Regions from separate parts of the Mus musculus genome. Here region 2 is linked to region 1. The links are chromatin contacts, found by Hi-C in ENCODE. All regions are on one chromosome and are shown on one strand. The core of a region is the stretch at or near the end of the contact, and the rest is flanking DNA. Distances in the headings are between cores, read along the strand shown. Region 1 holds the start of Prmt3 (protein arginine N-methyltransferase 3). Region 2 holds the start of Tubgcp5 (tubulin, gamma complex associated protein 5).

Evidence for each region. Hi-C counts contacts between places; a loop is a spot of excess contacts on that map.
Region 2: a loop to region 1 is called in a map of T-helper 17 cell, with 5 times the contacts of the local background. The contact joins the promoter of Tubgcp5 here to the promoter of Prmt3 in region 1. A Hi-C loop is called at or near these places in 2 of 37 maps with a recorded cell type or tissue (T-helper 17 cell and T-helper 2 cell).

The regions. Positions count from the first base shown.
Region 1 is chr7:49,774,267-49,781,082 of GRCm38, forward strand. It overlaps Prmt3 (protein arginine N-methyltransferase 3), which reads left to right and starts at 4,092. Exons shown (of 16, transcript NM_133740.2): 1 at 4,092-4,235; 2 at 4,315-4,447; 3 at 6,043-6,125. The coding sequence starts at 4,211.
Region 2 is chr7:55,788,334-55,795,534 of GRCm38, forward strand. Tubgcp5 (tubulin, gamma complex associated protein 5) reads left to right here and starts at 5,792. Exons shown (of 23, transcript NM_146190.3): 1 at 5,792-6,007. The coding sequence starts at 5,862.

The DNA of each region.
Region 1 (6,816 bases), core at 2,842-5,341:
GGCCTAGAACTCAGAAATCTGCCTGCCTCTGCCTTCCAAGTGCTGGGATTAAAGGTGTGTGCCACCACTGCCCAGTTAAATTTGTATTCTTATCCTTATATTGCAGATGGGGAGTCTGAGGCACACTATTGAGCCTTGCTCAGGGCTCTAGAGCTGAAAAGCTAGCGCTAGGAAGTGGCAGGGTCAGGATAAACCCCACTCAGCCTGATCCCATTGTTAGTATTTTGGGGTGTGTGTGTGTGTGTGTGTGTGTGTGTGTGTGTGTTCCCTCAGAGACCAGAAGAGGGCACTGGATCCCCTGGACCTGAGTTACAGATCTACCTATGTGTGTGCTAGGAACACGTTATTCAGGTCTTCTGTAAGGGCAGCAAATATTCTTAACCATTGAGCCATCTACCCAGCTCCCTGCAGGTGGTTTCTTTAACCACTCTGTTAAAGTACCCCTGTTTCCAGGTTTCCAGTTAACTTAGTATATTCAATTAAAACTTAAATTCTTGTGTTTCTCTCTTGATCCAGGCTCCTTTCAATTGCAAATGCTGGTTAATCTAAAATTCCTGGACACTAGACTGTGAAAGACTCAGTGTGGTGCGCTTTTCTAGTCTTTTGTTTTGGGAAAGGGTCTTAGGTAGCCCAGGCTGGCCTCAAATTCAATAAGCAATCCAAGATGACCTTGAACTTGCGATTCTTCTTCCTCTACCTCCCAAGTGTTGGGATTATAAATTTGCCCCATCATGCCTGGTTTCTGTAGTGCTGGGATTGAACCCAAGGCTTTATGCATGCTAGGTAAGAAGTCTACCAATGGAGCTATGTTTCCAGCCTTCTTTCGATGATACACATTAAACAGGCAGGAAAGGAAAACAGAGGGAAGGGGCAGTGCCCAGAGGAGCACATTGTGCCAGTTACATCATGGGACAGGTGCAGCTTCTGTGCTGGGGGATCTAAGTCACTTGACTTCAATGACTGTCTATTGTCCTGATTACATTTCAACTTTTGGTGGACACTGCTGAGTGAATACCGTTCCCTGTAGTATGGGTTTGTATTCCTGGAAGACAGCAGACATTGTCAATGTCAACTCTTCTAGAGCAGTCTGGGATCTTGGCAAGTGAGCTTCAAGGAGACAGAGCTGGATGCCTGCCTGTAATCCTAGCACCAGGGAGGCTGAGGCGCAAGGATCAAGGTCTTCCAGGACTACATAGTAAAACCCCATCTCAAAAGTAGAAGTTTTCTTCCTGCTGGTGGGTTCCCTCATGGCTGGGCTTGGAGGAGCTGGATGTGTTCCCATCATAACAGTCTTGGGCTTTGAGAAGAGAAGGGAAGCAGCCTTTGGGGATACCCATAAGAATACACTGAGCCTTGTGGGCTCTGGAGACGGCTAGACTCAGTGGCCAGTTTTAAGTTACTCTCTACTGTTTCTGCGCATCAAACATTCAGGAGCGAGTAAGTCTACAGTCAGATCTCAATAACAGAGTAGAGTGATGTTGGAAGGATCTATCTTCATGAGTAGGAGAGAAAATAGCCCATACCCAAGCCCTGTACTGTAGCGAGATGTCAGCCTCACAGAAGGTTCTGGGCCTCTAGACTGGCATTAATTACTGTCACCATCAACATTTGGGCACCACTATGGTTCAGCAGGTTCCTTCAACAGAGAAAAATGTGGCTTGCTGGAGAGAGAAGTTTATGCAGAGAGAGAGTCGGATGGGCCCAGATAAAGAAAGGCTGTACATTCATTCATTTGTTCAGCAGGTGCTCCTATCAAGGTGGTGATAAGTCATTGAGCAGTCTGCTAGCCAAGAGGGCCAGCAGATATCTGGCAATGTCCTAGGATGTCAGAGAGCTTCAGAAGGTGATGTGATGGACCCTGTCCTCTTCTGTGAGCCAGACCATGGAATGGGGTATTTGGGAAAGAGAAAAAGAGAGGAAGAGGAGGGAGAGGAGGTGGAGAAGATAATAGACAGTAATAGACAATAAGGAAGACCTGGGCTGTTCCCAGAGTAACACAACCTGTTTTTAGAAATGGTTGATGTGACTGGGAAGGGGGGCATCTTAGTTAGGGTTTTATTGTTGTGAAGAGACCACTATGACCAAGACAACTTTTATAATGGAAAACATGTAATTGGGGCTGGCTTATAGTTTCAGAGGTTTAGTCTATGATCATGGTGGGAAACATGGCATTGTGCAGGCAGACATGGTCCTGGAGGAGCTGAGAGTTCTACATTTTGATCCAAAGGCAGTAGAAGGGGACTGAGTTCCACATTGTGTGGAGTTTGAGCATAGGAGACCTCAAAGCCTGCTTCCACAATGACACACTTCCTCTAACAAGGCCACACATACTCCAACAAGGCCGTACCTCCTAATAGTGCCACTCTCCATGGGCCAAGCGTTCAAACATATGATTCTGTGGGGAGGACCATACTTATTCAAACCTTCACAAGGGGTAGGCAGGCTGTAAGAGGTTGGGAGGACTGGAGGGAAACCGTCTTCTGCACATACCAGGACCACTCGTAAAGCTAGCAGCTGGGGTTGCCTGCACGAGAGAAGCCAGTCAGCATTCTAACATGGCGTGGCTGGGGATTCTTGAGTACCCACTCCTGAGGAGCTATGACAGTGGATGTTTCTCAGAGAGGGAGTTTTCTTTAAGGCTGTGACCTCTGGTAGGTTGACCACACTCCTGTGGTTGTCCCCCAACCCAGAGTATATGGACCCCAGAAACTGGAATCCATGTTATTGTTTTTTAAAAGGATATAAAGGTGAGGGGTAGGGCCATGGGAGTGGATGGATCTGAGAGGAATTAAGAGGAGGAGTGGGAGGCATATGATCAAGAGACACTGTGTGATATTCTCAAAAATATTTTAAAAAATTATGATGTGAGCAAAATCCTGTTGGGGGAGGGTGTTAGCACCCCCCCCCCTGTTACCTGGCTAGGTATGCCTGAGTCACTACAAAAGGGGCTGCTTGTCCCCTCTGAGTCCTCTTGCCTTCTGGCTCCTGCCCCCCTCTCTCCCCATTCCCTCCCCCCTCTCTCTCCACGTGCTCATGGCTGGCCTCTACTCCTCTAATCCGCTACTCTCTCTCTCTCTCTCTCTCTCTGCCTTTTTCTGTCTCTATTACCTTCTTAACTCCCCTCCCCATGCCCTGAATAAACTCTATTCTATACTATTACTATACCATGCCCTCAGGGGGAAGAGGTGCCTCAGCATGGGCCCGCAGAGGCACCACTCCCCCCCCCCCCCCACCTGACTACACCTCCACCAAAACATATCCCTTCTCCCTTTATCTTTTTATAAAACACAACAGAGGGGAAGAGGAACTGCCCACCAAAGAGCTTCAGTGATCAGCAGTACACTGGCTCGAGGGTGTGCATGGTGGGAAGTTGAACTGAGCTGTCTGACACTATACTATGCAGGCCTAGCTGGCCATGTCCTCAAACATGCCCCATGCAGAGTCCAGCCTCATCTGCAGCCTGGAGGCTTTACCTACCCAGAATTACTGCTTCCCACCTGCCTAAGGGAACTCCACTGTTAGATACTAGGAATATTAGAAAGGAGGCAGCCTGAGACTCGGGAACCCTGGTATCCTCCCTAACCCCACAGGCAGGGCAGAGAGCATTTGTTGGCACATATCACACAGTCCACCTGTTTCCATTGTATAGGCTCAAGTTAATGCCTAAACTTTTCACACACGTGTAAGTCTTACCATAACCATCAGGTTACTGCAGTCATGAGAGTGCTTTACCAGTCAGGAAACTGAGGCCAAGAGAAGGCAGGTTACCTGCTCATGCTTAGAATTCAAGCATTCAGAAATAGAGTTCAAACTTAGGGTGTTTGTAAAGCCCATGGTTCTCACTTTATCACTTTAACCCCTAGTAGGGGTGTGGGGCTTGAGTGCACACCCACATACATCAGCATACAGGTTAATTTAAGGGGCTTTCTTGTCTTCCCCAGAGCCTCCGAGCCTGGCCTGCATTGGCCATCTCTGCCGCCAGAGGGCGCTGCGATAAGTCGGTGCTCAACCTTGTAAGCGCCGGCGCCTCGGTTGCGCAAGCGTCCAAGCCGGAGAGCGGTGCCCCGCCCCCTACGCCCACGTGACCCGGAAGCGCTCTCCGGACGGTTCACGCTCCGCGTGTGGATCGCTTTGGGGGCTCCCGCGCACCCGCGCCGCTCGTTCCCGGCTCCGGTGCCGCGCTGTGCGGCCGCGCGCTTGGTCGGCGGCCATGTGTTCGCTAGCGGCGGGGAACGGTGGGTGCCCCCTCGCGTAGGGCGGCGGGGCGCGGGTGGGCGGGCGCGGGTCTCGGTGCTGACCGTGTGTGCTCTGCAGGCCGTGGCGCCGAGCTGGGGCCGGAGCCCCTGGAACTGTCGGACAGCGGAGACGACGCGGGCTGGGAGGACGAGGACGCGGACACTGAGCCCGCGCACGGCCGGCAGCACACACCCTGCCTGTTCTGTGACAGGTTCGTGCCGGTGTGGAAGGCGCGCCGCAGCGCCAGCGAGCACGTGGCGGGCCCGAGGCTCCGGCCCGCGCGGGACGGTTGATTGACAAGGGGCTGCTCACGTGGTCCGGGGGGGGCGGAGCCGGGGACCGCGCTCTGGGTTTGCCTCTGCAGCCCAGTCAACCCCACCCCTCACTCTAATTCCCCCCCCCCACCCCCCATACTAAGTCAGGCCTGGCATACCATCACTCTGGAGGCTGAGGCAGGAGAATGGTCAGGAATCCCAGGCCAGCCTTGAGTCACCAAGCTAGACCCTCTCGAAAACACACCCAGAAAAAATCTGAACTTCACACCTTAGTCCTAAATTAGGGATTCCATGAAGGCTGGGTGTTTTTCATTCTGTTCCTTGGATACCAGACTTTGAAAGCGCATAGACTGGAAGCGCGCTTCCATTTCTACCATCCTATAATAGGACGTTCTCTTCTCATGTAACATTCAACTGAGCCATTTAGACAGAACTAGCTCACTTCCATGATTGAGGGAGGAACTGATGCTCTTTGTACTTAGGGGAAAATGAGGCTGCAGAGCCACCAACTTGTTCAAGGTCACGAAGCTGCTGTTTATATTCCTAGGACACACCTTCTTTTCACTTAAAATCCTGCATCTTAGATGGAAGTGACTTGGCTGAAAAAGGGGTGATTGATGTTGACTAGCGCTGCTGGGTCCCGCCCCCTGTGTCGGTTCCTGGTGCTGACTGGTGGCATATTAGTGGTCCTAGGTGGCGCCTCATTGGAGAGGAGAATGACTGCACACTCGTATTTATTGTATTTATTGAGCATCTGTGGTGCAGTGCCCTGTGATAGGCTGCGAGGATGATCCAGATGACCTGTCTTGGCAGACATTGAGAGTTGCCTGTGTGCTAGGCATACAGAAGTGAAGTGCGGAGTCTCTGCTGTATATTCGTTCGTGTCCTTCAGTGTTGGAGGTTACATACAAAAGAAGTGTTATTCTTCACGCTGTAGTGCAGGTGCTGTAGGACTACCAAGGTCACTTGAAATCTGGCACTTTGGGAATGTGCCAGCTGTATAATTGTGTGCTTTGTGTCTAAAAACACTATGCTGGGTTCAGAGGGAGGGGAAAGAGGCTCAACTAGGGAACTTTTGTGACTTGAGAGAAACCAAATATATCAGAGAGAGCTTTATTACCCAGAAGCCTCTGGGTAAATTTGGGGTATTCAGTGTTGTCTAAAACGGTTGTGGTGTAACGCCAGAGGGAGGGAGCTCCTCTTGGGACTTGCTGAGGAGTCCCCCTGAGGAATCTGCCAAAGGACAGGTTTAGGGACCCTGGGGAAGGGGGTAGAGGCAGAGGGAGGGGGACAGAGAAGGACAGAAAGAGAGAGGAAGAGGAGGAAAGGCCAGCCAGGGTCACAAGGGAAGAGAGAGAGGGAGAGAGTAAATGGAGAAAGAGAGAGGGAAGGTGAGGAGAGGAATGGAGGGGAAGGGAGGGGGTAGGCTGTTGCTAGGTAACTGTTGGGTGGAGCCTGGAGGAAGTGCTAACATTCAGTATTTTGACCTCCTCTGAGACTGTTCCAGGAGACTCTATGCTTGTCTCTTCAGGTTGTTCGCCTCTGCTGAGGAAACGTTTTCACACTGTAAGTTGGAGCATCAATTTAATATTGATAGTATGGTCCATAAACATGGTGAGTATCTCTTAGCATAAAGGCAGGTTTGCTTGTGAAGTTTAGATTGACCCTTTTTCCAGACCCTTTCTTTCCTTTGTGTGTAGTTCCCCCCAGCTGATGTTAGCTGTCTTCCTCAGTTGTGCTCTACTGTGTGCATTGAGGCAGGACCTCTCACTTGAACCTGGAGCTCGCTGACCCAGCTGCTCTAGCTAGCAGCTTTCTTGAATGATCCCTGGCTTCTGCCTCTCAAGCATTAACAGTACAAAAGGCTGCCACCTCTGCCTGGTGTTTTATGTGGTGCTGAGAATCGCAATCATGGCCTTATGCCTTCTGTGTAAGTGCTCTCACCCATTTTGCCACAGTTCTGACAATCTGAGTTTGTATCCCAGAACTCACACAGAGGTGGAAGAAGACAGCCAGTATTCTTTGACCTCCACTTGTGCAGGGTAGCACACTTACATATACACATCACACTCTCCCTCCCCCATATAGCGTACCCCCCACATGCATGATAATAAATAAATTCTTTAATGAAATGCAAAACACTTCAAAACCTGTTACCTGTGGCTAATTCTCAGCTTAAATATTTAAAAGTAACAAAATTGCAGCTCCTAATTCTTAATGCAAAATTCCAAATAATAAGTGATACTTTAGAGGTCGGAAATATATCATTGGAGGAAAATTTACAGATGAGTTAAAACAAATACAT
Region 2 (7,201 bases), core at 4,542-7,041, 6.0 Mb after region 1:
AAGGGAGGGAGGGAGGGAGGGAGGGAGGGAGGGAGGGAGGGAGGGAGGGAGGGAGGGAGGGAGGGAGGGAAGGAGTGGAGGTGGTAGTCATGTATGGGATATGTTGTCCTTAGGGTCCCAGAAGTAGGCCTGGGTGGTGGGATGACTGCTCTTCAAGGGCCAAGGGCCCTGACAGTGCTGGGCTCTACATCTCTCCCTCTGAGGTAGCCACAGTCCTGGCCTCACCCCTGCTTCTAGTGGGGGTTCTCCCACTATTTCTTAGTTCCTCAGAGAGGAGCCCAGACTTACATTTCTCCTTAGTAGCTCTGCAGCTTCAACTAGGCATGCTGCTGCTGCTGCTTTGGGGAATATAAGGAGTGGAGGATAGGGTGAAGGCCAAGTAGAGTTACACTCTGGAAGGGAGGAGGGAGGAGATGGTCCAAGGATGGCCTGTGTGTCCTTTTACCCTAAAAGCCTGCGGCCAACAGTCACTCTAGCTTACAACTTGTATTATCATTGTGGTGCTTTAAATAGGTTTGGCCCTCGTTTACTCATGTTTGATGCTTGATTATAGGCAGTGACACTATTAGGAGGTGTAGCCCCATTGAAAAAGGTGTGACCCCAGTCAGAATGGCTAAGATAAAAAATTCAGGTGACAACAGATGCTGGTGAGGATGTGGAGAAAAAGGAACACTCCTCCCTTGTTGGTGGGATTGCAAGCAAGCTGGTACAACCACTCTGGAAATCAGTCTGGAAGTTCCTCAGAAAATTGGACAGTACTACAGGAGGATCCCGCAATACCTCTCCTGGGCATATATCCAGAAGATGTTCCAAATGGTAATAAGAACACATGCTCCACTATGTTCATAGCAGCCTTATTTATAATAGCCAGAAGCTGGAAAGAACCCAGATGTCCCTCAACAGAGGAATGGATACAGAAAATGTGGTACATTTACACAATGGAGTACTACTCAGCTATCAAAAACAATGAATTTATGAAATTCTTAGGCAAATGGATGGATCTGGAGGGTATCATCCTGAGTGAGGTAACCCAATAACAAAACAACTCACATGATATGCACTCACTGATAAGTGGATATTAGCCCAGAAACTTAGAATACCAAGATACAATTTGCAAAACACATGAAACTCAAGAAGAACGAAGACCAAAGCGTGGATACTTCGTCCCTCCTTAAAATGGGGGAACAAAATACCCATGTAAGGAATTACAGAGACAAAGTTTGGAGCTGAGACAGAAGGAAGGACCATCCAGAGACTGCCCCACCTGGGGATCCATCCTATAAACAGCCACCACACCCAGACACTATTGCATGTGCCAGCAAGATTTTGCTGACATGACCCCGATATAGCTGTCTCTTGTGAGGCTATGCCAGTGTCTGGCAAATACAGAAGTAGATGCTCACAGTCATCTATTGGGTGGAACATATGGCCCCCAATGGAGGAGCTAGAGAGAGTACCCAAGGAGCTGAAGGGGTCTGCAACCCTATAGAAGGAACAGCAATATGAACTAACCAGTATCTCCTTGAGCTCGTGTCTCTAGCTGCATATGTAGCAGAAGATGGCCTAATCGGTCATCAGTGGGAGGAGAGGCCCTTGGTCTTGCAAAGATTATATGCCCCAGTACAGGGGAATGCCAGGGCCAGGAAGCAGGAATGGGTGGGTTGGAGAGCAGGGCTGGGGAGGGGGTATAGAGGACTTTCAGCATAGCATTTGAATTGTAAATGAAGCAAATATCTAATAAAAAAATTATTTAAATAATAATAAAGAACGAAAAGGTGTGACCTTGTTGGAGGTTGTGTGTCACTGTGGGGGGCAGGCTTTGAGTTCTCCTAAATTCAAGCTATGCCCAGTGAATTATTCTCCTCCTGCCTTCAGATTAAGATGGAGAACTCTCAGCTCCTCCAGCACCATGCACACTGACATGATAATAGACCAAACCTCTGAAACTGTAAGCCAGCCCCAATTAAATATTTGCCGTATAAAAGTTGCCTTGGTCATGGTCTCTCTTCACAGCAATAAAACCCAAACTAAGACAATAATCTTATCCCGTCCTGCGGGATTCAGTTATTCGTGGGTGTGAGGGGGACCGCAAATCTGGAAGGAGATGGAAGGAAGAAAAAGAGGAATAGGAGACCAGGAAGGGTACCTATCACGGTCTCGTTTATTATGCTGAGGTGCCTTCTTTTTAAAGCATACATCGCAGGGAATATGGGAGGGGTCTAGGGAGAATTATACAAAGAACAAAGAAACGAGCATCTGCTGACATGGGGGCCGAAGTCAGGCGCCAGGCAGCGGGCACTCTGGATCTTATCTCTGGAACATCGATCCTCCTTGACAGCCTTGGGGGTCAGGCTGGGCTCAGGCACAGCTCATGTCCTTGGATGTCATGGGAACTCAGGAAGAGATAGGGGAGAGGGGACTATAATTCAGCTTTACAGCCTCAGGTGCCAGGAAGGGAATAGGGCGGAAGGGGGGTGATAACCAGCTCTTAGTACAAGGCCATTTGGCCTGTTAGGGAGATTGTGAAGGGCTCACTTTCTCAGGGGATGGTCTCTGACATAATCTTGTAAAGTTTTGTGTCTCCTAAGACATGTAACAAGTTTCTTTTTTTTTTTTTTTTTTTTTTGGTTTTTTGAGACAAGAGTTTTTCTGTGTAGCCTTGGCTGTCCTGGAATTCACTTTGTAGACCAGGTTGGCCTCGAACTCAGAAATCCGCCTGCCTCTGCCTCCCGAGTGCTGGGATTAAAAGCGTGTGCCACCACACCTGGCTACGTAACAAGTTTCAAACCAAACTCCCTACCATGTTGATTTCAGTCAACTGCTATAGAAAACCAAAGCCTACTACTCAGTCAAGAGATAGTCTTATGGGCCTTCTTCTTAATGCCCCAAAGCTGTGTATAAGGATATGACAAGAGAATGGGGACAGGAGAATGGGGACAACAGCACCCAAATTAGCATACAAAGCAAGCCTGTTTTCAGGGAAACTGGACGCTTCTTCATCTGAGCTTTACACAACACCGGGAGAGAGCTCAAGCCAGTTGGCAGATTAAACATAGGCACACTTGTGGTGTGTCTTTCCACAATGTCAGAGTTTATTGAATAGCAATAAATTCACAAGGCTTTCTGGCTTTAATGACAGCAATTTGCCATAAAATCTTGGTAGCCTATGTTAGCATTCTGTCTAAGCTCAACCCCACAGAGATACCTGGCAACAGGAGCCAGGTATGCTCCTCCCCACAGTTACCCTGCAATAGCCAGGTAGGCCTGACCCACTATAAAAGAGGCTGAATGACACCCCCCCTTCTTGCTCTTCCCTTCTTGCTCCCACTCTGTCCCTTCCCCCATCTCTCCCCATTCCCTTCTCCGTCTCTCTTCACGTGCTCATGGCCAGCCTCTACTCCTCTACTCCTCTTCTTCTCTATTCCTCTCTCTCTCTCTGCCTTTCTCTGACTCTACTACCCTCTTAACTCCCCTCCCCATGCCCTGAATAAACTCTATTCTATGGGCCTGCTGAGACACCCTCTTCTTCCATACCTCACCACAGCTCCATAGAACATATCCCCTCCTCTCTTTATCTTTTTATAAACACATCCGCCTAGATGAATACAAGTTCCAACCTTAATTACCAATATCAAGTCTCATATCACACAGCACACAATAAATATATCCAAATCTGTCCTTGTCTCTATCTCTGTCTATCTGTCTGTCTGTCTGTCTCCCTGTGTGTGTGTGTGTGTGTGTGTGTGTGTGTGTGTGTGTGTGTGTAGGCTACAGAATGAATGAGTACAAGAGGTTTCAGAAGTGGATGGAGAAAAGATCTGTATAAACAAGTCAGACCAGTGCCAGGAGAAAGCTAGTGGTAGAAACTGCTGGTGAAGCTGCTCGAGTCAGGCTTGAGTGTGAAGCTGCGAAATCTGGATTCAGGATGAAGACAGCAAGCCTGGTCTGTAGCAGAAAATAAGTCAGGATCAGAGCACTGCAGATTAGCTCCAGATCAGCAGGAGAACAACTGGGCATTTGAGGCAGTGGGGAGGCTACATCAACAGTGGGGGACTTAGCCAAGTCCTTGATGCACACACCATATAATAGGTTTGTGTGCAGCCATAACATCACAGTGGTGGGTGTCTATCACTTATGGCATCCACATGAGGGAGACACAGCATTTTCTCCATCTGGTATGTTTGATAAGTCCTTGTGCCTGGTTTGCCAGATTTAATACGTCAGTCTGCCTTCACAGTTCCAAGTCTCCCCCATTCAACTTACAGTGTGGCTCCCTCTCTAGTCCCAGGGACAAGCTAACTGTCTTTGCTTTACGCGGGTGCCTATCTGCTGCTTTCTCTGGATCTACTCAGCTGCAGAATGGAGTCAAAGGCCTCTTGTAAAACAGTCTCCTGGGGCAGTGCACAGCTTAGGGGATAACAACTGTTTTATTCAATATGGAGTAACTTAGCCTGGCCTCAACAAAGACCTTCCTCGTGAGGGATTCGTCTAAGAAAAAGTCAGGCAAGTACCAATTGGGGTGGCAGGTGCTACCTAATGCGGACGATTTATAAAGGCTCAAAGGCTCCAGCTGCTGCTCTGACGACTTTGCCCACGTCTGCTCTCAAGAGTGCTTTCCCCTTTTTATATTTTGAAAATGACGTTTTAAAATTTATTTTTGTATGGGGTGGAGGTACGCACACATGGGAATTATAAGACTACTTATGGGACATGGTTCTCTCCTATCATGTGAGTCCACACGATGGGATGCAAGCAGCCAGGCCTGACAGCCAGCAACTTTATTAAGTAAGCCAGCTTTTTTTGTTTTGTTTTGGGTTTGTTGTTGCTGTTGTTGTTTTGGTTGTTTTGTTCTGATTTTTTTTTTTTTTTTTCGAGACAGGGTTTCTCTGTATAGCCCTGGCTGTCCTGGAACTCACTCTGTAGGCTGGCCTTGAACTCAGAGCCACTTTCCCTTTCTTGAGAACTTGTTCGAGGGTTCTAACAAGAAAGCACAACTGCCTGTACTGTAACAAGGACAAGTCCTCCATAGGGAAGGTCGGCCTAACCCAAAGCTGTGGGTGCACAAAGAACAGTAACAGAAAAGCATCCCCGGCCATCAAGTGGGTGACAGACAGCTGGCCCTCACATACATCTCCACCTTACTAATAAACCAGCAGTTTCAGCATGTGGGCAGTGACCCGCAGTAGGGATCACACATCAGATAGTTACATTACAATTCGTAAACTAGCAAAAGTATAACTATGAAGTAGCAACGAAATAATTTAATGGTTATGGGTCATCCCAGCGAGAGGAACTATATTAAAGGGTCACAGCATTTGGAAGGTTCAGAGCCATTGTAATACATAAATGGGCACTATCGCTGCTTTAACCATATGTTCCTGGTCTAATCAGAAGCATGTGTTTAGTTGGGGAGCTCTGAGAGCCCAGTTTAGGTCGTCTGGAGGAGAAAGTGAAGGCCGGAGCATGAACAAATAAGTCACGATGTTCAAAAATGTCGGAAACTATACCCTGGAACCAAAAAACTGGTTGGCTCAAAATGCATCAGAATTTAAATCGTTAATCAGGAGTATCCAGAGTCCCTTATTAACAATGATTAATAATAAATAATGGTTAGCTGTCTGAAGACTCTCGGATTTCCCGGTGTGCAAGCAGAAAGAGCACATCTCTTCCCCACCCACGGACGCACCGCATCCAGCAACCAGCATCCACTCCCATCAGCACCTTTCCCAGGCACAGCTCCGGGGCTGCCGGAACTCTCGCGGAAACATCCTCCACATCTCGAAACCCCGGTGCCGGGACGGGCGGAACTCTCGCGAGAACAGTCGCCACTTAGCAGAGATCCTGATAGGTACGCCGCGGCAATGGCCCGGCCTAAGTCGTCCGGGAGCCGGATGGACAGACAGCTGGAGCATGATGTGTGCGAGCTCGTCCGGCAGGTTACGGGGCTGCAGGACGAGGCGGACCCCAACTTCCAGCTGGCCCTGGACTTCGTCTGGTCCAACTTCAGGTGTGGGATCGCGGCTACGAGCTGAAGTCGCGCGGGCGGGCGGGTCCGGGTCGGGAGTGCGGCCTCCGGCACCCCTGCGTCTGCTGCAGCTGCTGTGCCTTGGTTTCCCCTTAGGTGCCCTTGCGAGAAACCCGCAGTTGCAGCGGCACATTCCTAGAGAGCTGTTGACTCTGCTCACCCGCACGCAGTACGGTGCACATCAAAAGTCATTTGATGGCTGGGAAAGTGAATTTTTAGCGCCAAATTCTGATCACATCCTGTTAGGTTTTTTGGGGGTTTTTTGTTTTGTTTTGTTTTTTGTTTGTCTCACCAACCCCCCTCTTCTCTTGCTCGGACCACTTACAAGTTTCCCCGCTTCTGTGTCCTCCCTTTGCATTGCATAAAACAAATTCAAGTTCTACTATTGAGCAACACATAGCATGTCTAGTAGAAGTCACCCTAAACAGTGAACAGTTTGTCAGACTGTGATCCTGATTCTAAGCGCAGGACGTGAGTGTCTGCCTAGTTCGTGAGACTACAGACCTCTCAGGTTGATGGGAAGCAAGCCAACGATCCAAAACCACAAGTGCAATTTCTAGTTATAACCTATAGAAAGAACAAGGATTCAAAGAAGTCAGGTAACTCGAAAAGCAGATGTACCACAAGTATTTTTTCTAGTGGCAGATAGGAGGGAGGGGATAGTCATTTTAGAGTTGGGAAGAGACATAGATGCTGCATAGTATAACAGAAGTACTAAAAGCATACCTATAACACTCTGTCACCAGTGTCACCCGTAGAAAACATGTGGCAGTCACCTTGTGTTACAGTTGCTTTATTTCCACATGTTGTTCGTTGTTACATTAATGACAGCCTTTGGTCCCACTGCTAAATTTTAGGTTTTGTTGTTGATGATGTTATGTGTATGATTTGACTCTGTGTACACGTGTGCATGTGTGTGCCTGGTGCCCAAGGCAGCTGATCCCCTGGAACTGGGATTATAAACAGCCTGTGGGTGCTGTGAATAGAACCTGGGGACCCTGAGCAATGGCGTGGGCTCTTAACCCCCGAGGCATCTCTCCAGACCCTTTCAAAGCTTTCTAAATATTTGATAATTGTACATGAATATGTTTGCTTTTCTTTGTATTTCATTTTGTACATTTAGCAGAATTATTCAGAGGACAAATGTTAAGATTTCACTGGGCTTCTCTCTTACAT